Linked DNA regions of Homo sapiens: regions 2, 3 and 4 are each linked to region 1. The links are chromatin loops, found by intact Hi-C in ENCODE. Cell type or tissue: chondrocyte. All regions are shown on one strand. Each heading gives the region's core, and the rest is flanking DNA. Links, peaks and the distances in the headings are about the cores only. Region 1 holds the start of LURAP1L (leucine rich adaptor protein 1 like). Region 2 has its middle 51 kb from the start of SNORD137. Region 3 has its middle 120 kb from the start of SNORD137. Region 4 has its middle 16 kb from the start of SNORD137.

Region 1 (6,413 bases), core at 975-5,974:
AAAAAAAAAAAAAAAAAAGATTATAAGATTTCAACGGGATAATACATATAAAATGTTTAACTAGCACCGTGTCTTACACATAGTAAAGTCTCACCAAAGTAACCAAATGTAGTAGTACACCCTTATCTATGGCTTTGCTTTTAGTTACCTACAGTCAACTGCAGTCTGAAAATATTATAGTATTTTGAGAGAGAGAGAATGAGAGAGAAAGAGAGAGAGAGACATTCACATAGCAATACACTGTTTTATTTTATTGTTAGTTATTATTGTTAATCTCTTACTGTGACTGATTTATAAATTAAACTTTACAATAGGTACGTACGCATAGGACTAAACAGTCTATATAGGCTTTGGTACTATCCACAGTTTCAAGCATCCATTGGAGGTCTTGGAACATATCTCCCATGGATAAGGTGGGCTACTGTATTGGTTTAAGTTCCTCAGATTTCCTGGACTACCTGACATTAGGCTCTACAATTCTTTCATACATGCTACTTCAATCAGCAGCATGCTTAGCACATAGCATGTGTTTAATAAAAGTTAAATTTAAAATAAAAATCAAGATTTCCAGTTGAACTGAAGCTAGGGAAACCTACACATATTTTGTGCGTTAGTTTGTTTGGAAACATCGTCTCTACAGAGAGTATCTGATGACATGGGAGATGACATGATAGAGTCAGTCTGGTGGAGAAGATATCTAGGCCTTCATCAGTCCCAAATCCACATTATCCATGTAGGGCTGCTTTTGTAAGATCAACGGAACCCATGTCATTGATGTAATGCTCATTACTGCCAGCATCCTTACTGTTTTTGAATATCTATGTAATAGTTGTTTTTCTTATATTATTTCACTGAATTCTTAAAATGCCTTAATGGAGATGCTCTTATTCCTATGTTAACAAGAAAGCTGAGTCTCAAAGTGGTTCTATAACTTGTTCAGTGCCACACACTAGTGAGTGAAAAAGCCATGACTAGAATGAGGGCCACAGAGAGCGGGACAAGCCTTTTTGCCGGGGAAGATAAGCTAAATGTCTCCCTAGACAGGCAGCCCTACATCCTATTGGGTCTTATTGATATCCTGACTTGCTCTAGACTTGTCTGAAACCCTGGTTTATCTGGCTTCAAAGCTTACGAAGCTTCCACCAGACCAGAGGACCATCATTTGAGTAGTGATGAAATATTCTCCAAAAAACAACAACAAATGCGACAAATTATCAGGGACCTTAGAGACTCTCAACATAAATCCCAGTTTCAGAAATTGTGTCTCAAAAAAGTAAAGTCTTAATAAATATTAGGTTGGTGCAAAAGTAGTTGTGGTTGCCATTAAAAGCAATGGCAAAACAGCAATTACTTTTCCACCAACCTATAAAAAAAAACTAATTGTGATTCATCACTACAATAGAAGGTAAAATGTATACTCACGTTACCATGGAAATAAACATCATCAGTTTAAAAATTCTCACAAAACTTGTGACTTCTCTACAGGACAACATGGTTGTGCATCCTAAGTGGAACGTAATTATTTTTGTCAGAAAATGATCTTCACATACATACCAATCATTCCTTGGGACAGGGTGGGGTTCATCGGTTTTTGGAAATGTTACTGTTTTCAAGTTATATATAAATACTCTAAATTGTGTCTGAGTGTCCAGCAAAATGACAGTATTATCTTTGATGTGCTATCAGTGAGCTACTGAGAAAGAAAATATGTTTCAACAAGATTTATTTATTAGATTAAGTGAATATATTAACATTCCATGGGTAAAATTACAGAAGACATGGTTAGGAATAAAATTTCCTCATCTCCTTGATGTCTTCGTCCCTCATATTAAGTCCTTAATTTGCAGAGTTAGCAACATTCTTAATTCCTTGTACAAGAAATTTTCTTGTGGAAAATAGTTTTACCTGTTAGTCTCCACACGTATGTCTGATCTTTGTGATACGGTATCAGGCATCCCCTGACCTGTTGGTTTGTCATCTTTTCCATTTTATCTTTTCATCTATTTTGCAAACTCATCAAGATGACTTCCACTTTCCAGCTTCTCCATTATGTACCTAAGGGTTGTCCTTAAATTTTTGTCCAACCTAAAAAATAACAATCACTAAATGATAGAACTCTATAATAACTAAACGATAGAATGATAGAAATAATTTCCAGCATTCCTGTCGGAGTGATAGAAATCTCCTAGCCTACTTTGAAGCAAATCAAAAGCAACTGTGAAGTTAATTTAATGAAATTATTTTCTCTTTTTGAGGCCCACTGTTGCAACTTTCCTTATCTCCAAGCTAGTAGAAAATGCTGTTGCTTTGTGGTCGTTTTTTTCAAAGGACTTAGGGAGGGATCATTTTCTCTAACCAGCTCATCAAATTCACAGAGGTCTACAGAAGTGAAGTGACGTGCCCAAGAGCTCATGGCAAGTAAATAGTGTCTTAGTCTAAATACTTCCAGAATGAGTATTCCTAGACCTTGTACTTATCTCATTGTCCTATGCTCAGGCAAACGTTTGCAAACAGCAGGGAAAACAACTGCAGATTGAGACTTGAGGGAGAAGGGTGGGAGATGGTCCTTAGCAGATCCCTGGGCCTGGGGATCACCTGCTCCCTGGGATCAAAATAGTGAAACAAGCTATTCATAAGTACATCAAGGACGAGTAGGCCATTGTTTTCAGAACCAGCTGTGGAGAATCTGCTCGACAGTGGCCTTGGAACAGCTGCGGCTGCTGCACCAAGAAGGGAGGGCAGGAGGGCGGAGCGGTACTGGTGGAAGGGTGAGCTAGGAGGAAAGGCTGCAAGGACCCTGCCACGCCACCTCCCGGCAAACCAGGAAGTATTTTTGCAGTAAGTGCATTGGACTGAGCCACCTTTTGAACCTACCCGAAGTGTTAACAGCGCACAGCAGGCCTTAGATGGGTGCAATAACTGCAAACTCTCAACGGGCTGGTGCCTAAGAGGCTACGGGCTGGCAGCTAAATAGAGCCCGGCGCAGTGAGTCGCGTTGTCCGAAAGTACACAGAGTGGAGCCAGCCGACTGTGCTGTCTTTGCAAACCGTGACCGAGCAAAGTCCGCGGTAAACAAGCCTCGCAGCAGCTGCCTCCGGATGAGCGCCCCCTGCTCATTCCTCCACCCAGCATTTCCCACGCGCCCAGCGCTCCGCTCTGCAGCCCCTGCCGTCCTCTCTCCCAGCCCCATTCTCAGATCGCCCCATCTTTTGGCCCAGCCCAGGTCCCAGCCCCCGCGGCTGGCGCACCACACTCACCATCTCTTGCCTGAGGAGGTGAAGCTTGGTTTCTAGCCTCTCCAGGGCGCTAGAGTGGCTACCTCGTGGGGAGCCAGAGGTTGGGGAGGACGAAGAGGAGGACGACAAGGAGGGAGGGAAGCTGCAGTAGCTGCTGCTGCTACTGCAGCCGCCGCCGCCGCCGCCACCACCACCGCTCCCCCCGCAGGGGTCCCTGTCCCTTTCCCTGGGAACCGGCTCCTCCCCACGGAGAGAGCGCACTAGACTCTCGGGTACTTTGCGCCCCAGCTTCAGCTCGATGTCTCTGAGGTCTGGCAGCGGGCTGTCTTCCATGACTTTTCCGGAACGGCGATAATAGTAATAAAACGCAGCAGATGAAAGGCAGCCACGGCTTCGAAGGCTGCTGCGAAATCAGCAGACCTCTCCGGGGGCCAGGGTCTCTATCCTCCGCCGCTCCGGTGTACCGTCCTTTCCATAACCGCCTATGCGGTATCAGCCCTGAAATCCGCACAGGACGCGGGGGGTCGCAGCTGCAGTTCCCAGTCCGCTGCGACTCCTCCGACACTAAGATGATCAAGATCTCCTCATTCTCTCTCTTTTTGGCCACCTCACTGCAAAGTTGAGTTCACTGATATTGCAGACAGAGGGGGAATAAAGAGGGGGAAGTAGTGAAAGAAAAGAGAGGGAAATTAAATCTGTTTTAGCTTTACCAAGGGAAAATTTTCACATTATAAAACCGTCCGTTCACATCCCTGCGCCGCTCACTGACTGCCCATCTGGTACTACGCGACACAAAATAATGATGCAGCCAGAAACGATGTCCTGGGTCGTTTCATTTTCCAGCCATATGCCTCCAAGCTTTCGGGATATCCTGGGTTGTCAGAAATAATCTCTGGTCAGTGAAAGAGGAGTTCGGTCGTGTGCATGGACCCATAAAAAAGAGCTAGTTAGCTTAGCAGGAGTTTAACGGCTTCCTTGATGCAGCAAAAATGTCCTTCTTCCCATTTAGGCTGTTTGATCCAAGTCATTGTGTTCCTCTGAGCCTCGGAAACTTTAAACTCCGCTGGCAGGTGGACCAAACCAGGACCAACCCTTCTACCGTATATCACAGACAAGAAGAGCAACCGGAATTTTCCCAACCCTGTCGCTAGTAGCAGAGTTTCAAAGCCCTGCTTTAGTTAGGAATACCAGTTGATTTTTCAGTTTTCCTGACTAGCTACAACCTTTAAAACAGGTTTTAAAATGAGAGATAGAGGAATGACTTTATATTTGGTGTCTTCGTTTCCCATCTCTCTACCTTCCTCAAAGGAAAAACAAACAGAAAACCTCTCTTTAGAAGACTTTCCTAATAATTTTATTCTAATAAAAAGAGTGAAACAATTTCATCAAAAGTTCAATGGAAATGTACAATCAAAATTAATTATCCTACCAACTGTTACAGTATGCAAACAAAAGTGAAAAATTAAATAGCCAGAATAACTTACATGACTGCTGAGATAGCAGTGAAATTTTAAGAACAAGCAATTGCTGAGATACTTACTTTTATTTTAATTATGGAAGAAAAAATATTGGGAATAACTATTTAAAATGTTGTCTTCTTTGATAATTTATCTATAAATTAATTTATAGATTTTTTCAACTATACAAATTGTACAATTAATTGTATAGTTGAACAATTGTACAATTTATTAATTTGTACAATTGTACAATTCATTAATCTGAAATACTTCTACCAAGTAAGTTATTATGAGCTACATGGATTACAGATCTGAATCAGCATTGAGTTTGTGTCAAAAATGTTTAAGTAGAGGATACTAATTTCAATCCAGTAAACTACAATTTTTGATTTCCATTGAAATATTTCAAAGTATGTGCCCCTCTATTTCTGTGACATATAAGTATTTGTGTTCCTGGTCACTCCGAGGCTCCATTTCCAGAGACATCATTCAGGTTTTACACTTGTAGGAACATAGGTATATACATCTCAGAGTTTGTTTTTATCATATCTGACTCTAGGAAACCTTATACGTAGAGGAAACATACGCATTCTAAATGAAATATTTCATGTCAGGGAAAAAATGCTGAACTTTCTATCAACATGCCAGAAATTTGCATGCTATTTCTCCCTTTTAAAAAGAAATGAAGAAAATAGTTATAAGTTAGATGACCCATTTCAAAGTTAGAACTACCACTTACAGAATCAAGGGAAAACAAGACCAAATCCCAGCTAACTGATAAAACTACATGCTTGGTCCTAAATTTGGAAAAACACAAGCTCGTTGCATAAGAATTGCACTGTGGCATGTAATTATGAAAGGCTTGTGTTTCAGTCAAGAACAGTTTATTATTACAAAACCCTTACAAAGTTCAGCATAAGGCTGGCTAAGTGCAGTTTATAGATGAAATATCTAGCTAGAAATTGGTCAGTAAAAAACAAATGTCAAATTATCGTGTGTCAATATAGAAAAATGGGACACCTCTTCTGCTATGAATCACAGACTGCAAAATCAGTATTTGAGGCTGAGGATAATTTAATATATACGTATATGTATGTATATATGTATATAGTTTTTTAAAGAAGTCTGCAGGAGAAACTCCTCTGAGAGTAAAAGTGTGATGTATATGCAAAGTAACTTTGTTCCAGTGAAATATAAAAAAATGTAAACTTTTGAAGGAAAGCTTAGTATGTCAAGCTTTAAATTTTTTTTCGGTTAAATGCCTATTGACATTTTAGTTTAAAATGAAGACATTTTGAATGATGCTTTAGCTAGTTTTCAGAATATATTAAAATCATTGAATGTTTATGGATCTATAATAGATTGTTGTTAATGCTACCATAACTGCTTTATGTGGTTTAATCTGAGGACATTTCTTACTCAAACTATTTGAAAACTTTTTTTTTTTACTTTGGTTCTTGAGCATGTGTTTTGTTTGTTTGTTTTCAAGATTCTCAAGAAACTGAGTCAGCCTGGGCAATATAGCGAGACCCCACCTCTTCAAAAAATTTAAAAATTAGCCAAGCATGGTGGCATGCACTTGTAGTCTTAGCTAAGGGGTTAGGGGTGAGGGAGTGAGGCCAGAAGATTGCTTGAGTCCAGGGGTTCGGGGTTGCAGTAAGCTATTATCAAGCCACTGCCCTTTAGTCTTTGAGACAGAGTGAGAAACTGCCTCAAAAAA
Region 2 (6,413 bases), core at 906-5,905, 150 kb before region 1:
TACTACCATTTTCAGAATTAAGTGAAATAATGTATTTAAGGTGTTTAGCATAGTGACTGGCACATGTTAACCACTTGCCCTGATCCACCACACATTTTATATCCCAAATTGTAGTTGATATCCCATTTGTAGTCTAGTCATATTTCTCAGATCTGATCCTTGGAACCTTTCCAGCTATAGCCTTTTGGTAAACTACTATATGGATTATCTCTCTGGCTTCATCGTCTTCTGGATTTCTGGATAAATCACTGTCAATTACTCTTACTTTAAAGACCCCGTGGGCACACTTTTGCCACATATAATCGAGCTCTCTATGTGAGATCCAGACTCATGTAATTTCCTTTATCTCCATTTATAAGCATTGGCATATTTCTACTGCCCAGAAGATTAGGAAAAGGAGAGTCATCTGTGGCTTTGTTAATATCATTATAACTTACATCTTCATCTCTAACACCCTATATTCTCATGTTCATGGGCAACTTTTCATTCACCCTCAGCCAGGAGAAGTAGTGATGATGATAGAGAAACCCAATGAGCAAATGGAGGAGTGGGGTGGGTAAGGAGGGAAAAACAAAGTAAGCTTCGTTTTCTAATTTATAGATGGAAATAACACCAACCTTGAATGTCAATAAAGATAATGCATATGAAAAAATGCTCAAAAATGAAGTACTACATTCATTTAAGGATTTATTATCTTGCCAATCATGTCAAATTATATTGTCTGCTCCAGGAATGTTTTATCAAGTGGTTCAATCATTGGTTCAATGGTTGGTCTTATTGTTTGACTTTTCTAGTAGTTTCTCATCCCTGGATATACATTAGAATCACTTGAGTATCTTTTAAAAAGTACTGATACTCAAGAAATATTTCATATTAATTAAGGTAAAATCATGGTGATTGGGGCCCATGCCTTAGCATTTTTACAAAAGCTCCCCCAGATTATTCGAAAGCGCAGTCAAGGTTGAAAGAACCTAGGCTATCAAAGAAACATGTTTTCCTCTGTGGTTAAGATAAACCAATTAAGATAGTGAGTAGAAAGCCCTTAATTTCAGGAAAAGGGATCTAAGCCTCTGGACCAAAGATAGCCATGTGACCCTAATACAGTGACCAACGATCTGTTTTGACCACACCTTGGACTTCCAATGCTAAAACTGGTAAAGTTCCAGGCAAATAAGGTCAAGTTGGCCACCCTACATCCTGATCTGGTAGATGAGTTGTACTTTTCTGGGAAGCTTTCTATCCCTTCCTGATTTTAGAGGGATTGTCTTGATAATAAGTTTTTTGCCCTGGATCATCTTGTTCTTTGGCTTTGAACATGGCTATGTGATGACGTGACTTGCTTCTGCAATAATCTGCAACCATGAGAAGAATGTCAAGAGGGCCATGAGAGACATTGACCTGGAGCTCTGCCATGTCTGAGCAGCTAAACCAAAGCCAGAATTCTGCCTACTTCCAGAATTCTTGTCATGTGAGAATGTTTGCTTAAATTATGGTTAGCTAAATTTTTTACTGTTTGGAGGCATAATCTCTCAGTGCATCCAGAGCATAACCATAGAAACTGCATACACTCAGACATTTGTTCTTCATCCCCAAATTGTCTCCAGATTCTGCTCACCACTGTCAGCTTCAAATGTTCCTTAGCTGTCTTGACTTTCTGTTTTGTTTGGCTTGCTATCCCCACACCCACTAACCACTACCACCACCCACCCTTAACTGGAATGCAGGTTGTCTTCCTGACTCTGATCAGCACACACTTGGGAGAGTGACAAGTCTGAGAACACACACCTTGGCACTATATGCTGACACTTGTGGACGGTAGTGCCATCTCCATTGCCTGGACCAGGCCTTGGGGACACTGTGCTTGGTCAGGGGCTGCAGTTTTGACCACTACCTTCTTGTCTGAGAAGAGAAGGGAAATCAAACTAATATCAACATATTGTTTTTGCTTTTTTGAGATGGAGTCTCACTCTGTCGCCCAGGCTGGAGTGCAGTGGTGCGATCTCAGCTCACTGCAACCTCTGCCTCCTGGGTTCAAGCGATTCTCCTGCCTCAGCCTCCCGAGTAGCTGGCATTACAGACATGTGCCACCAAGCCCAGCCAATTTTTGTATTTTTAGTATAGACAGGGTTTCACCATGTTTCCCAGGCTGGTCTCGAACTTCCGACCTCAGGTGATCTATCTGCCTCAGCTTCCCAAAGTACTGGGATTATAGGCATGAGCTACTGTACCCAGCCTATATTGTTGATTAATATTTGATAACCAAGTTGAAAACAAGCTGACAACATCATTGTACCTTAAAGCTCCAGAATATTAAACATGCAGATTCTATTTCATTACTATCTCATTATGCAGAAATGCATATTTCACTTGATGAGTTCTGTGATTGGTCCTCAGTGACAGTGCTTAAAAATTACAACATCCAAGACTCCAAACGCCAAACTATAGAAGCAGGCCTGTGAAACCCAGTGTGTTTTCAAGAGAGAATAGGAATGCAAATGCTGTCAGTCACTCTGCTCTTTTTCCATTGACTCTTCTAGAGAGCATATGTGGCTTTCTGAGAGCCAGAGCTGCACATGTGGATCCTAGCAGAACTGTTCTCTTTGCCAGATCCACATGAGGCTCGAATGGGGCTCAGTCTTCTCTAAAGTGTTCTCACCTGGCTTCTCAGCCAACTGTTGTTGCTTTCCATTTTAATTAAGGGAGTTGAGTTGGCAGCAAAAACTGCACTTGTTCTAATATTGAAATAATTCTTTCCACTACTGCATCATTCCTCCAACATTTTATAGAATGCCCTGAAGTCTAAGAGGTTGGTAAAAACAACTGTCAGCCGATAGGAGGCACAGTCTGTCTCATTCAACTTATTCAGAGCCTGTAATATAAAAATGCATATAGATGCCGTTAAACCTCACAGTAGTAACAGGAAAGGCATCTGGATTGCAGGTACAAAGCTTCACATAGGAAAGCATTGTTCACTGTGGCAGAAGCACTAAAGAAGGAGCACTTTGGTCTTGTCCCTAAGCATGTAACACTCTAACAATTCCCATAATGTTTGGAAGAATGGAGAGATATTACTTGTTATGAAAAAAGCTTATTACTTGGTGATTAAACACACTTAAGGAAGCCAGGGACCGGTGCAAATGAGTTTTTTATTTTACCTTCGATTAAAAACTCAGACCGTGCAAAATGCATGTAAGATGAGCATAAGAGACTCCATCTTTTTTATCTTTATTTCCCCTCAGCTGTATTCTTGTGTTCTGTATCCCGTCACTCCTTTCTACTTTTCTTCTTGGACTTTTGCCCTTGACTGTTGTAGTTTATTTTCACTCATTATTTTCCTTACTGGGGAGGAGTATTGTGTTCTTTTTGCTTAGATCTGTTATTTCCCCCTTCCGCTGTGAGACCCCATGACCATTCTCCTTAGCCCACATGGATGTCTCACCTCACCGCAGGAGTCTTCCTGATCCTTGCAAAACCAGCAATCAGCTCTGCTTCTCCATAGCACTTTGTTCATTCAAGACTTCTCATGTAATATTTTATCATCAATATTTTATCATTTAATATTTTATCAGTTCCTCTTTGGTTTGTCTTTTCCAGCAAATGGTGAGCAAATTGAGGGCAGGTACAATATTCTGTTCTCTGAATCCTCAGCACCATCTGCTTTGCCTCACAAATAGTAAATGCTTGATAAAGGTCTGTTCAGTTAAACTGAAGTACCAAGAGAACATTATTCTATAATCTCCTTGCCAGTAAAATTTAGATACATATTTACATACCCCACAGGATTGCTCAAATAAGACTAACTATACATAACATTATAACATCCATGAGGGGTGGACAAGGCATATGATCTGACCAAGTGTACTCTGAAATATTACTTTCTTTCCTCTACCAATCTTGTTTTTCTAGTTTGAATTATTTGGTGGCCAGAAGTCTGTCTTTAGGATAGAGGTGGGATGCAATGAAAAGAGAGATTGGAGCAACCTATGCTATTTGACCCAAAGTTTATAACACCAAGAACATCAATGTTAGGAATTATATAAAATAATTATATAAAATAGACTTGTAGAAAAGAAGAAAATTTAGAAAGAATGGGAGCAAACTAGAAAAAGCAAGAACTTTGAAATTCACTATTTGTGTCTCTAATAAAATACTCCCTTTTAAAATACTGTTTTCTGGATTAATTCATCTCTCTTTCCTCCTATATTTATTGCTGAATATTAAAAGATAATTTTTCATTACTAATATTTCTTCTTTGGTTATCTGGTTACTAAAAAGTAAGTAGTTGGAAAAATTATGTCATAACCATATAACCAAGATGCTGTCAAAGTAATAATTTTGGTTGTGTTATATATATGTAATATATGATCAGAATAATTGGACATTGTTTACATTATTTCATGTGTCTACATTTTGTAATTGGGATGAGAATTGCTTTAAGTGTTTTATTAATTAGTTTCCAGTGTATGCATAGAATCAAAATAAAAGCTGTTCTTTTTGAAATTCTTTCTCAAAAAAAGTCTTGTTATTACAGTGGAATGAAAATCTATCCAAATCCTTCCTCTGCAGATGGTTTATAAAGATTTGGAATGTTCCATCAATGGAAAAACTGACCAACTATGGTGAAGCCTCCTGCAATTCTCATTTTAGTACCTAATGTTACAGAAAAGGAGCCCTTATTTTGACTTTGTTTTGCAACGTATAGAGCCACCTTTATTTTCTTTTAGTGTTTTAAAATCCATAATGGAAGTAGATTTTTTTAACCTTTTATTATGGAAAATTTCAGACATCGTTTGAATAAGAAGAGTATAGTAAACACCCATACACCCATCACTCACTTCTACAATGATCAGCTCATGGCCAGACTGGTTTCCTCTAAACTCCCACTCACTCTCCCAAGCAATTTTTTGATATCATGCCATTTCACCTATGAATATTTCCATATGTATCTCTAAATGACAAGAACTCTCCTTTTAATCATCACCCCAATAGTGATCAGCCCCCCTTAATGTTAAATATTTTGTCAGTGTTTACATTCCACATGGTTTTTTAAGTGATGTTTGTATTGTTACCCAAATGCTGTCCATACATTGCGTTGATTGATATCTCTTATATTGTTTGTATTCTATGGGCTGTCATCCCATCTCTCATTTTTTTCTTTGTTTGCTTATATTTCTCTTACTGCTAATTTAGTCTTCTTTTCCATAATGATTTGATTTCTTATATTTCTAAGCCTTTCCTTTGTTCTTTTCACTTCTTTTCAAATTCTGTTCTCAAATTACTTCATTTCTAAGAATTTTATATTGTGATTTATGTTCTTTCATAGATTTTTTAAATTAGCTTTTTTCCAACTAGTTTTGAAAAAGCATCTTAGCAGCTCTAAACTAATTTGTGAGCATTTGTGTTTTACGGGCGCACATTTATTGTCTGTAGAGGAGTTATGTACTCCTCATTCTCTCTCTGTCTCTCTCTCACAATATTATATTGGATTCAATTATCATCCTTTCCTGCTGCTCACTTTTTAGTAAAATAAGTCCCTGATGGGGCATTGCTTTAGAATAAAATATGTATATAACAAAATTTTTGAGTGTCTACATTGAAAAAAGGAAAAATAAATAGGTAAAATTAATTTTAAAATGTTTTAACCTAATATATCTATAATATTATCATTTTAACATCATAGAAAACTGTATATGATGAATTATTAGAATTATTGATTATCTAATATAAAGTCCATATAAATTATTAAAGGGAATATATATATATTATCAGTATAAAAACAATATAATATTCTATATGAATCAATATGAAATGATTAATTCAATATATATTTTTTTCATACTAAGTTTTCAAAAACATATATAAGTACAGCACATCGCCATTTGGACTAGCTACAGTTCAAATTACATAATCAACAGAACAGTTCTAGGATTCCTATCCACTGTGATAAATTCATACATGGCCTTGTATTTTCTGAAATCTTCCTTCTCTACTACTTTGCCCCTTTCATTTGGATTTTACTTTTAATTTTTTGCCATGGTAATTCCAATAATGCTTAGTTTGAACTTTATTCTTCGTAGTTTCTCACCGGAAGGGGTGTTATCTTGGGCAGATATATCAGTTTATTAGTGTTAGGAAGTTATTGGGTCCAGACTCAGACTATCCGTCAGAACTTCTCAAGGCCTCCTTGCTCTAGCCTGCCCATTGGAGCCTCAGTGTCCTCTCCTACCTGCTACTGCTCTAGCTGATGACATTTTGATAGTTCTCAGACTCTCAGACCTGTTACAAGCTCCTTGTCTTCTGCTTCATTTTGCAAAGTCATTGATACTACGTCTCATCTCTAGTGGTGATTTGTCTCCTTTTGTTTGTATTTTGGGATTCCTGGTGATTCCTTTCCACCTAGCTTTGTTGTAGAT
Region 3 (6,413 bases), core at 576-5,575, 310 kb before region 1:
GAAGCTCTAGCTCCTTCATTCATTTTGCCATTTTCCAAACAAGATTGGCATATACTGGCCTCATAGTTTCGTTTAAACTTACCGTTTTCTGGGATGACCTTTTCCTCAACATATTCCTGGTTTATTCATTCTTCAAGGCTGAGCTCAGACTCCTTATCCTTCAGAAAGTTTTATGTCAAATGAGCTAATAGGTGTTAAAGTGTATCTTGTCGAAAGTACCTGGAATATAATGAACATATAAAAATAGTAGCTATTATTAATCAGAGTTCATCTTTCTTTTTGCGCTCATAAATTTTTATCTCTGGAACAGTATTTTTCAAATGTTTTATATTACTTATTAAAAAACAAAAATCTATGCTCCAAAAATAAAGTGTTGGAACACTGGTTTAAACACAGTTAAAGAAATTTGTTTTGACAGACTTATCAGAATGTCAAATATAGCAATATATCGTAAATCTTCACTGGGGAACAAAAATATCGAGAGAGATTCAAGCTCCAAGGAATACATTTTTGGGAAACACAGCTATACCACACCAACTCTGAACTGATAGAATTATTTAGCCCCAGAAGGACTGGGGCTCCTTCGGCTTTTTACTTCCATAATGTGTAACAGATGTGTCACAGAGCAGGCTATAATAGTTTTTTTTTCTTTTTAAGTTAGCATGTTGTATAGTATATTTTTCCTACGGAAACTGGACAGGAGTTGAAAGCAAGAAAGGGTCAAGAGGATGTGTTTATTATTTTTGAGGAGTTAACTGAGTTTCGAGTGGTGAAAAGAAAAACCTCTGTGTATTGTCCAACATGCAGGAAGCATGGAGCTGGAGAGGGAAATATTGGGTCAGCTTTTGGCAAATCCACTAAGTTACAACGAAATAATTTAGTTGATATTGGAAGGTTAGAGTGTAAAGTACAAGCCAGTCCTCTCATGGTCAAATATGTTTCTAAGTTGGCTGTTCTTACTCATTAAGTTCTTGTACATGGGTGTATTTTTATATTCCAATTACCTGTTATCTTTCTAGCTTGTTAAATTTGACCAAAACATTGATTATATATACTTCGAGCCAAGAATGCTATCATTCCAAACTCCTTAATAGGCTTAAGAAGTTTTGATTTTCAATACAATTTAAAAATTTATATTACTGAAGAATTTAATACAACCCCCTAATTTTATAGATGAGCCATCTTTAATGTTACCAATAATCTATGGTGAAACTGGGACTAAAACTCAGGTTTTCTGATAATAAGTGACTTTTAATTTAAGACAAGTATTTGAAAATGTTGGTTTTTTTCAAGAATCCAATACTTAAATAATTTATAAAAGTAGCTTATCATGTTAGCTTAATTGAAGGAAATTAAACAAGCATTAATCTTGTACATTTGAAGTTGGTGAAAGGAGATGAATGAATAGTAGCAAATTATTACCATTAATTTATTGAGCTGTACTCTGAAAGTTCCGACATTAAACCATTAGAATATATATAGAGAGAATATATATTAGAATACATATATAGTTCAGACATTAAACCATTAGAATATATATATATTCTAATGTATACAAATTTCTAGCAAGAAGCTACCTGAAATATTTTTCAGCTTCAACTCTTTCCTTAACAGAGTAGGAAAGTGTGGATGAACAATTTGCTTAGCAAGTATTAAAGTTCACTGATTATTACATCATATCTGTGATTTGGAGCTCAGTTAAGTTTTATCTGTTCTCCCCATAGCAATATCAGGCAAATTACCATATCAGTTTATTATTGTGCCAGCTACTAAATCTTGTGACAACTACATAGAAACAAGACTAAACATAAAAGATATTTTGATTACAATTGTGTTTACTGTTGATACAATTCTCTATACAAGCTTGATTAAATGTTTATGTTTGTATAATAGTGATTGTAATATCAAGTTACCAGGCAGAGCCATTTTGTGGATAATTTAATATTTTGTGCACTTAGAAAAGCATGTGTACATTGTATAGTCAATTGGCATATATATGGTTATAAAGCACATTCAGTAAATGGAAGTGCATTGCAAATGGATAAATTTAGATTAGTGATGAACATCATTAAAATGTTTTTATAAGAAGATGCAAGTTCCATTTATAAGGAAATTTTAGTAATAAAAAAGTAAGGATTACCCTACACGTTTTAGAGAAGTAAGTGTAGCAGATGAAATAGCTTACACCCACATTAAAACATGTGGAACACCCCAGGAGCATCAGCCATTTAGATTTCAACAACCAGTGCTCATCTGTGCACGCACAGTGCAACAGTGACACCACCGGGCCAGCTTTCTCAGACTTCTGGGGCTTTTCAAGGTGTTAAAAGGGAACTAGATGCTCACAAGAAATGCAAGAGATTGGGGGAAATGTGCAGACGATTAAAAACTCTGCTTTTAAATTATTGGGGGGGAAAAGAATCTTTCCAGCAATACTTTTAAAGTGCTGGTTCTGTGTTTGATGTGTTTTCCTCATTGACCTGAGTAAACAGAGAAAAAATCCGATGATCATTATGACTGATGAAGTAAACGTGGCTGTTCCTGATACTTCAGGCAATGTTGTCACTTGGTTGAACACCTTCCCATTTGGTTAAAATTCTCCAGGGAAAAATAAACCCACAAGAGAACACATGAAAGCCAGGAAACACCTTAATCTTCTTCTGGAATCCAAACACTAGAGGGCAGTAGAGTCCATGCTACTTCTGCTTTGTTCTCCTTTATCCGTTACCCTCCCCGCGCTCAACCCGCCCCTCCAGCTCCCACCCTGTCCTCCCCCTGATACCGCATCTTTCTCATTTCTTCTGAGTAGCTCTAAGAACTTTTCAGAAAAAGTAAAAGTTCCAGTACTTTTACTTCCAAAGTACTGGAGCATTACATTTTCTCAGAAACTTGTACAAAAGTAGAAAGTAAGATACAACTTTTTCCAGATTTGAGGATGTGGTTATATTCTTTTTGCTTCCATGAAAATTAGCTGTTTTTTAAAGTACATGTTTTGGGCAAAAAGAAGGGTATCGCACAGGCTTTAGTGGTTATTGAAAAAATTAACATCAAGCACTAAATCAATGAATTCTTAAGTCAACTCTTAAGGAATGCCTCCATTTGTAAAAATCCAACTTAAGGTGGGAAAATATAAAAGTGAAAAAGCCAGGCTCTTTGTATTCAGAACAAAACAACAAAAAAAAGAATTCTATATGAAGAACGTAAAATAATAGCTACAGGAAGTACTCAACACTTCTTAGAAGCCTGGCTTTTCATTGATATTACTATTTAGTATCATTGCTGGAATTTCGAAGAGAATAATGACCTTTTTAAATACATTTTTCCCCCGATTTTCTTTTTCTTTCTGTCCTCTAACATAAAGTTTTTATTTCTGGGTAAATGAAATATTTGGTTGAATTTTTTTTTTGATGTAAGTTTAAATGGATTTTGAGAGTGCTTATTTTGTGTTTTATTCAATAAAGTTATGTTGTAATACTTCACTGATAAAAGTAAAATCAGGCCGGGCGCGGTGGCTCACGCCAGCACTTTGGGAGGCCGAGGCAGGCGGATCACGAGGTCAGGAGATCGCGACCATCCTGGCTAACACGGTGAAACCCCGTCTCTACTAAAAAAATACAAAAAAAAATTAGCTGGGCATGGTGGCGGGCCCCTGTAGTCCCAGCTACTCGGGAGGCTGAGGCAGGAGAATGGCGTGAACCCAGGAAGCGGATCTTGCAGTGAGCGGAGATCGAGCCACTGCACTCCAGGCTGGGCGACTGAGCGAGACTCTGTCTCAAAGAAAAAAAAGAAAGAAAGAAAGAAAGTAAAATCAGTTTTCAAGTTTCCGTTTCCAACTCAGTGACTGTCACTGCAGCCTTCAGCATTTTGTGCATAAATTTTCCCCTGAAGAATAAAAAGTAACCTTAGCTGGTATCTTTGGCCTTGAAACACTCAGAATTAATTTTTTCTATAAATATAGAAATGCTACTTTTACTTACTGAAGAATGGAATGCTCTGGAGACATCTTGAAGAACTATGAGGCCTCATAATGAGATTTCCTTAGAAAACTCAATTAGACATTGTTAGGCCTTAACCTATATTTTTGAAAGACTATCTATTCGCAATAACAGTGCTGTGCATAGAGTAGATTCTCAATTTTTGAACAACATGAACATCCATTGAGCATATCCAAATTCCAAAAACTATGCTAGGTACACTTATCCCTGCCTGATAGGGGCTAAAAATCTCTAAATTAATAAATAGTGTTGCTAAGTCTAAGATAAATTAAGTTTAACACTCTTATGGTATTTGGCTATTTTTTTGTAAGATCTCCACTGTCCTGACAAAAGTCCTGCCTGACACATACTTATTTTTTTTTCAATGACAGGCATACCTCAGAGATGTTGCAGGTTTGGTTCTGGACAACAACAATAAAGGGAATATTGCAATAAAGTGAATCACGTGAATGTTTTTGGTTTCCCAGTACATATAAGTTACCTTTACATTATGCTGTAGTCTACTGAGTGTGCAAGAGCATTGTGTCTAAAACATGTATATACCTTAATTTTAAAATATGCAATTGCTAAAAAATGCTAACAATCATTTGAGCATTGAGTGAGTTCTAATCTTTTTCTGGTGGAAGGTCTTGCTTCAATACTGATGGCTGCTGACTGATCAGGGTGGTGGTTTCTGAAGCCTGGGATGGCTGTGTCAATTTCTTAAGACAACAATGAAGTTTGCCTTGTTAATTTGACTATTCCTTTCATGAAAGACTTCTCTGTAGCATGTGATACTGTTGGATAGCATTTTAGCCACAGTAGAACTTCTTTCAGGATTGGAGTCAATCTTCTCTAACTCTGCCACTGCTTTATCAACTAAGTGTACATAATGTTCTAAATAACTTGTTGTCATTTTAACAATGTTCACAGTATCTTCACCAGGAGTGGATTCCATCTCAAGAAACTGCTTTCTTTGCTCATCCATAAGAAGCAATCCTCATCCATTCAAGCTTTATCATGAGATTGCAACAATTCAGTCCCATCTTCAGGCTTCACTTCTAATTCTAGTTTTCTCACTATTCCCACCACATCTGCAGTGACTTCCTCCACTGAAGTCTTGAACTTTTGAAATCAACATCTTCCAAAAGAAATTGGAGTTTGGAAGAAACTCCAAATGGTCATATTTTGACTTTCTTCCATGAAGCACAGATGTTCTTAAGGGCATCAAGAATGGTGAATCCTTTCCAGAAGGTTTTCTATTTACTTTTCCCAGATCCATTAGGGAAATCACCATCTGTGTGTGCCTGTAATCCCAGCTTCTTGGGAGGCTGAGGCAGGAGACTCGCTTGAACCTGGGAGGCAGAGGTTGCAGTGAGCCGAGATCGCACCACTGCACTCCAGCCCTGGTGACAGTGCGAGACTCCATCTCAAAAAAAAATAAAAGGAAGAAGAAGAAGAAAGAAATCACTATCTATGGCAACTATAGCCTTACAAATGTATTTTTTTTTTTCAATAAGACTTGAAAGTCAAAATCACCCTTTGATCCATGGGCTACAGAATGATTATTGTGTCAGCAGGCATGAAAACAAACAACATCTCCTTGTACATCTCCATCAGAGCTCTTGGGTGACCAAGTGCCTTGTCACTGAGCAATAATATTTTGAAAAGAAACTTTTTTTTGGAGCAGGTCTCAACAGTGGGCCTAAAATATTCAGTAAACCATGCTATAAACAGATGTGCTGTCATTCAGACTTTGTTGTTTCATTGATGGAGCACAGGCAGAATAGATTTAGTATAATTCATAAGAGCCGTAGGATTCTTGGAATGGTAAATGAGCATTGAGTTCAACTTAAAAGTCACTGGCTGCATTAGCCCCTATGAACAAAATCAGCCTGTCCTTTGAAGCTTTGAAGCCAGGCATTGACTTTTCTCTAGTGAAAGTCCTTGAAGGCCTCTTCTTCTAAGATAAAGCTGTTCCATCTACATTAAAAATCTGTGGTTTAGTGTAGTCACTTTCATCAATGATCTCAGAGCTTCTGGATAATTTGCTGCAGCTTCTACATCAGCACTTCCTGCTTCACCTTGCCCTTTTATGTTATGGAGATGGATTCTTTCCTTAAACCTCACGAACTAACTTCTGCTAGCTTCTAATTTTTCTTCTTACGCTTCCTCATCTGTCTCAGCCTTCACAGAATTGAAGAGTTAGGGTCTTGCTCCGGATTAGGCTTTGGCTTAATGGAATGGTTTGATCTTCTATCCAAAACACTACAACTTTCTCCATATCAGCAATAAAGCTGGTTAGCTCTCTTACCATTCATGTTCACTGGAGTAACAATTTTAATTTCCTTCAAGAACTTTTTCTTTGCATTCACAACTTGGCTAACTGGTGCAAGAGACTAAGCTTTTGGCCTGTCTTAGTTATCAACATGCCTTCCT
Region 4 (6,413 bases), core at 1,001-6,000, 210 kb before region 1:
GAAAAGGAGAGTTGAGGTGATGGAGACACATGTCTCTCATCATCCAGCAGACTAGCTTGGGCTTGTTAACATGGTGATTGGAAGGTATTTCAAGAGAAAGTGGAGAGTTTGCAAGGCATGATGAAGCTCAGAACAATATCACTTTCACTGCCTTCTGACGGTCAAACAAGCTGCACGGTCATTTCAGATTCCATCTGTTGATGAGAAGATCTGCAAAGTCACAATGCAAAGGGGAAATGAATACAGGGAAGAGAATAATTATGGTCATTTTTGCAAATTTTTTTTTGTACTTTTCATCCTATTGCTCTTCCACCTACTATCCCCTTTTTCTGCTTCCTTTCAGAGAAAATCTTAATGAAAAAGTTTCCATACTCACTCCCTCTATTCCTCTCCTTCCATCCTTTAAAAGGAAGAATGAAAACCTATTCTTGTAAACATGGCCATGATCTCTACATTGTCAAATTCAAAGGTCAGTTTTAATTCTCATGTAATCAACCTGTTACAACCATTTGGTTTGAATTGCTAGCCCCCATCCTTTTTGAAAAAAATTGTTCATTTGTCACCCGAGTTGCACCTCTCTTGATTTTCATTCACCATTCTTTCTCAGTTTTCTTTTCTGGTTCCTCTTCTTTTCCTTAACTTTTAAATATTGAAATACTCCGGGGCTTAGTTCATGGAATGGTCTTGGGTTTTCACTGAGCCCTAAACAATCTTATCCAGTCTCATAGCTTTAAATATCATATTTTTACCAAATTTATATCTGCAGCCAAGATTGTTCACTCAACATCCACACTTGGACATACAACTGCTTACTAGGCTTTCTACTATAGTATCAAACTTAATATGTCCAAAACAAACTCTTATTTTTTTTTCCCACTCCAAACTTCCTACTCATATATTGTTTCTCACATTGGTAAATGCCGTCTTTATTCTCTGGTTACTTAGACCAAAAATTGATATATAAAACTTAATTTTCTTTCATCTTCACTTCCAGTAGATCAGCAAATCTGATGGCACTACCACTCAAAGAGATGCAAAATACAAATGTGATTGTTAATACCAAGTGCCAACTTGATTGGACTGAAGATTTACTGACTTCATGTCAGCATTTAAGTATTGTTAACTTTATGGTATAGTATTTGGGTTGGGGATTTGTGCGTTTCTGGCTGTACGAAGGATAGTTGTATTATGTTAGGCATAACTATGACCTTATTATTTTCTTTATTTGAAGATTAAGTATGATCTCAGGAGATGAGTATGGGTTCAAGTTGACAAAGGGTGGACTTATGAAGGTTAATACTGAGTGACAACTTTATTGGATTGAAGGATACAAAGTATTGATCCTGAGTGTGTCTGTGAGGATGTTGCCAAAAGAGATTAATATTTGAGTCAGTGGGTTGGGGATAGCAGATCCACCCTTAATCTGGTGGCCACAATCTAATCAGCTGCCAGCAAATATAAAGCAGGCAGGAAAATGTGAAGAGGTGAGACTGGCCTAGCCTCCCAGACTACATCTTTCTCCTGTGCTGGATGCTTCCTGTCCTCAAACATCAAACTCTGAGTTCTTCAGTTTTGGGACCAGACTGGCTCTCCTTGATCCTCAGCTTGCAGACAGCCTATTGTGGGAGCTTGTGATCATATAAGTTAATACTTGATAAACTATTAACTTACATATATATCCTATTAGTTCTGTCTCTCTAGAGAACCCTGACTAATACAACAACCAGTTCTCATCATTTCTATAACAGCTACACTGGTCCCTGCCATCACATGGAACTTTGTCTTAGTTTCTGCTTTTGCTCTCTTCCCTTTTGTCTATTGCCTGTATAGCAGCTGTGTAATCCAGAATAAAAACATAAATGAGATTATGTTACTCCTTTTCTCAATGCATTTCACTGAGAGTTGAATGCAAAGTTCTTAACCTAGCCCACAAGGCTGCACATGCTTGAATGTCTCACAGCCTCTCTGATCTCATTTCCTATCATTTTTCTCCTCACTCACTCTGTTCTAACCATACTAGCTTATCTGCCATTCCTTGTACTTACTGAGTGCATTCCTACTACAAAGGCTTTGCACTTGTTCTCTTTGCCTGAGAAGTGCTCCTTTGTATAATCATGGGGCTCATTCCATGACTTCCTTCAGTGCTCTGCTCAGATATCACCTCTCCTAAGATGCCTTCCTTGGTCACTCCATATACAATAGCTGCCAGTCATTCTTCATTGTCCCTATTCTGCTTTATTTTTGTCATAGCACTTATCACATCTGACATAATATTTACTGATTTTTTGTTTTATTATTTTCCTTCACTAGAATATTGGCTTCATGAGGGTAGGGACATTGATCACTTTGGTCACTGCTGAATCCCCAAGGCTTGGAACATCTTGAAACACAGCTCTCAGTAAAATTTTGTTGAATCATTGTATTGTTAAAAAAGAAAAAAACTTATTTTAGTCTTCAGACCCACTGAATGAGGTACATATTGAACATTATCTCCCTCTACCTTGTAGGTGAAAAATTAAGGCCCAGCAAAGCTAAGTAAGTTTTGGAGTTTATTCAAATGCAACTGCTTCTGTCTTTTACTATTACTATTATTATTGGTTTTAATTCTAGCCACTATGCAATGGTGACTCCTGCTGACTGAGCAGGCCTGCTGGGAAAAACAAATGAGATAAAGTGAAAATACCAACAGGCACAATATCTGGTATACTTTTGGTGCTAGACCACTCTCTATTTCTCTTCCTTTCACATGATTTCTTTTTACATTTCTTTTAATGTTTAAATATTATATTTTATATGTGCTTTTTATTGTACACTGATACAAATTGCCTTTGTACATAAGAATGTTTAAAAATTATGAGTTACAGCATGGGCATCATAGTGAGACCCTTACTTTATCAAAAATAAAAAAAATAATAATTAGCCTGTTATGGTGGCATGGAGCCCAGGAGTTGAGGCTACTGTGAGTTATGATTGTGTCACTGTACTCCAACCTGGGTGGCAGAGCAAGATTCTGTCTCAAAAAAATTTTGTGAATTAACAAATTAGCACTGACTTATTTTTATTAGAAAGGTCTTCTATTGTAAAATATACTCATGGTATGTACACAAGACTAGACAAAGTCAGTTCTGGAACAAAAAATAGTGTAATACCTCTGATCATGAGCGTGCCTCACAGTCTTAGTCAAATAGTAGTCTTACAGAAGATATTTTGAAAGACCAAACCGTTTCATAGGTTGTTCAGAAAGTGTCATTAAATGTTATACAAAATAGAACAAATGTGTCCTGGGATAAATCCTAGAAATAACCTGCAGTCATTACACTGTCACTTCTCTGCCTCCAAGCCTGTGCTATAAAATTCGATAAAAAGAGCACTGCAAAATAGAAATGAAAAAGTTTGAATTATCTCTTATAGTTCTATTCTAAAGTGAAGTATAAAGTACATATTCTTTGGAAAAGAGGACCAGGTGATATAAGAATTCCAGAGGAGGGCAGCAAAGATAGACAGTAGAATTAACACAGGTGAAAAGAACAGAGAATCTTACTTTACAAATCCTGTAAATTTTCACAATAGTGAGTGTTCTTATGGTGGAGCATCCCTTACCATTCTGTTATTCATTGGTTTTCTAAAATGAAATATGAAACCACACATAATTAACCTCTTTATCTTAATCTATTTCTGTATCCATTTAAGTATATTTGAAAGGCCTATAGTTGTTTGCACTTCTAAAGAATATTATGGTAGAGTTGTCACAGCTGGAGCTTATATGACTTAATTTAGTCTTTTATTCAACAGATATTTATTGACTGTCTGCTATGTGCATTGCGTTAGGTGGTAGGGATATGACGTTTAATTTCATTGGAAAAATAATGCCTAATTTCTTAAAGCTTTTACCGGGTTAGTGAATTATTCATAAACTGACGTGCATTAGCAGTTATACCCATTGATAGCATTGTCACTATTCACTTATAATCTGATATGAAAATGGAATGAAGTTACAGCTGGCAGACCAGAACTTGTGTTTAACTCTGAACATACCTATAGGAAAGCATGATATTTAGAGCAAAAACATAAACAGCTTAAGAATGGGGTTTTGTAAAATATTTACCTTTGGTTCTAATTTGTGTCTGTGTCACTAGATGATAGACTGGTTCTGGTGAAAAAAAATAGACTAAATAAAATACTTTGATAAAAACAGCTGCATTTTACCTGTTTTTCTAATTCTTATCAGCAAGTTTGATACTCTGAGGTATGACAAGCTTTTTTTTTTTTTGAGGCTTAAGTTTTGTCAGCATATAGTAAATTAAAAGACTATTTGGATGATGCTACTTAAATTTTCAGGCTACAGTATTCTTCCCACTGTGAATACAGTGTATTGTTTAGGCTGCTACATGTTGCTATCAAGTGATAGAAACTATTTATGCAATAGAGCTGTAAAATACTGAATGGCCATAAAGTCTGGAAAACATTTTAATACAATATCATTCAACACATTATGTGCTGTAATGTAATATCAATAACCTATGTGTGAGTGTGTATACCATTATATGTATTCACCTTTGTTTCCAGACTTTATGACCATTTGGTCAAACGATTTAAAATTTAACATTTGAATTCAGCTGTATTTGATTTTTTTTTCTGACTAACTGAAGACTGATAGAAGTTGAGTCAAACCTACTTTTTCAAGTGAAATTTTTAAAGTAAGGAAAAACATTTAAAAAAAATAAAAACCAAGAACAGAGAATACAGTCTGAGTTTTTAATGGTAGGGTATTTTGTCCCTTCAAGAATGTGGTTGGTTCCTGAATCCTCCCTCTATCTTGTTTGCTTGCTACACTGGGCGGCCTGCTCAGGGCTCCAGACACCCAATGTGCTTCTTGCTTCCCATACTTTATATCAAGCTCCTTCGGTAAGCCTGAAATAACCATACCTCTCTTTTTTATCCTTTGAAATCCTTTATGGTTGAGACCAAATATCACTCCTCCCTCTATGTGTCATGGTCAAAAAAGTTTTTGCAACATTCTAATTGATGCACACGTCAGTCCTTCTCTGTGTTCCCCGGTCAATTTTCTGGTCCTTTCTTCATGGAAATTACTTAGCAGATTTTAAGATTCTTGGTGAGAGGATTCTTATGTTCTTCATCTATGTATTATCATCAATGTACCTAACAATTTTCAATAAAATTCTCTCAAACAAATGAAGAGAAATACACAAGAAGTCATCTTAATTTTTTAACCTGTGGTCTGCAGATCTATTTTGTGAGTACCCATGAAAATGGTGGCTGCCTTGTTTATGCTGGAAAATGTTAGCCATGGGGCAATGAGGACAATGAACATAGGAGGCATTGGAGTCCAGGAACCTGAAGTCACACCCTGTCAATGGGATCATATAAGATACTTCAACTTTTTGAGCCTCAGTTTTCTCAAATACAAAATGGGAATCATACAACATATACATTTCAGGCTTATAGTGAAGATTAGAAATAAATCTACAAATCACATAGCAATAATAATTATTATTATATAATGGTTGATTATCTAAAGAATAATGTGCTCTGGATAGTAGAATGTTCCTGTAAATTGAGAATTATAAATTTTCAAGAAAATAGAATAGGTAGTCCTCATTTTCAAAAGATAAACTCTAGAAACACATTTGACTAAGTAAATTCATTAATTTTTCAGAGAAAAAAAAGCCATTTTGGGGGGGATTAGGCTGGTGTGATCCAAACTGTAAGTTGTAGTGTATTGTAGGTTGATGAAATAAATTTAGTAGGTCAAGACCAGCATTACCATATGTAATAGATTAACATTTGATAAAAAAAATTACAGTGCATTTAACTTAATAATGATGAGAATGATTTATGGCAAGCATAGTTAAATTCAATACTTATGCACATGTGTGTTTTAGATAGACATATAAAAGGTATGTCTTATTGGTTGTCATGGTCAACATTTTTGCAGAGCACTCAGCTACAGGATATCAAATAATAAGTTAGTACTTAGTACTTACCAGCTACTTTCTCACAAAAGTAATCATTAGAGGATAAAGGGTTAAGCTGTACTGGCTGGGTAAGACATTAGCTGATACAGAGCACCAGAAGTATTTGAAATCACAAGGGTTTCAAAGCTAAAAATACCTTATGCATAATTCAGCTTTTTTTGGATAATTCATTAACCTTTTATAAATTTTCTAAACCACATAGTCTTTATCATGATTATTAATTATTAGTATACAGAAGTGTTCTGGAAAGATCTAGTTAAAGTGTGCTTTAGTTAAAAGCACAGAAGACTTTCCTATATATGAATGTAAGCCAGGTTGAAATAAAAGAGTTATTGTTTTCCCCATAGTTTATTGAGATGTGTTCCATGCCCCTGAATACAGAGGGGAAAATTGGTTAAAATGAGAATTTCAACCCTC

Evidence for each region. Hi-C counts contacts between places; a loop is a spot of excess contacts. Peaks named below come from ENCODE experiments on the same cell type or tissue, not always from the same donor. Only the 100,000 strongest peaks of a DNase experiment are listed, where the experiment ranks them.
Region 2: a loop joins it to region 1, with 4 times the contacts of the local background. A loop is called at or near these places in 2 of 110 quality-filtered maps.
Region 3: a loop joins it to region 1, with 5 times the contacts of the local background. A loop is called at or near these places in 5 of 110 quality-filtered maps.
Region 4: it touches region 1 in a loop (5-fold over the local background); 5 of 110 quality-filtered maps call a loop at or near these places.

What each region holds. Positions count from the first base shown.
Region 1 is chr9:12,772,872-12,779,284 of GRCh38, reverse strand. LURAP1L (leucine rich adaptor protein 1 like) reads right to left here and starts at 4,265. Exons shown (of 2, transcript NM_203403.2): 1 at 3,258-4,265. The coding sequence starts at 3,569. All of the region lies in intron 2 of LURAP1L-AS1 (LURAP1L antisense RNA 1), which reads left to right. In chondrocyte, for the core only: a CTCF peak has its summit at 2,860; DNase peaks (open chromatin) are centred at 2,784, 3,234 and 3,714.
Region 2 is chr9:12,918,825-12,925,237 of GRCh38, reverse strand. No RefSeq gene overlaps it. Among named protein-coding and RNA genes, the nearest start is that of SNORD137, 51 kb to the left of the region's middle. In chondrocyte, for the core only: CTCF peaks have their summits at 2,641 and 2,841; no DNase peak of the experiment used is centred there.
Region 3 is chr9:13,085,199-13,091,611 of GRCh38, reverse strand. No RefSeq gene overlaps it. Among named protein-coding and RNA genes, the nearest start is that of SNORD137, 120 kb to the right of the region's middle. In chondrocyte, for the core only: CTCF peaks have their summits at 2,257, 2,459 and 2,661 (motif pointing right); no DNase peak of the experiment used is centred there.
Region 4 is chr9:12,985,535-12,991,947 of GRCh38, reverse strand. No RefSeq gene overlaps it. Among named protein-coding and RNA genes, the nearest start is that of SNORD137, 16 kb to the right of the region's middle. In chondrocyte, for the core only: a CTCF peak has its summit at 3,485 (motif pointing right); no DNase peak of the experiment used is centred there.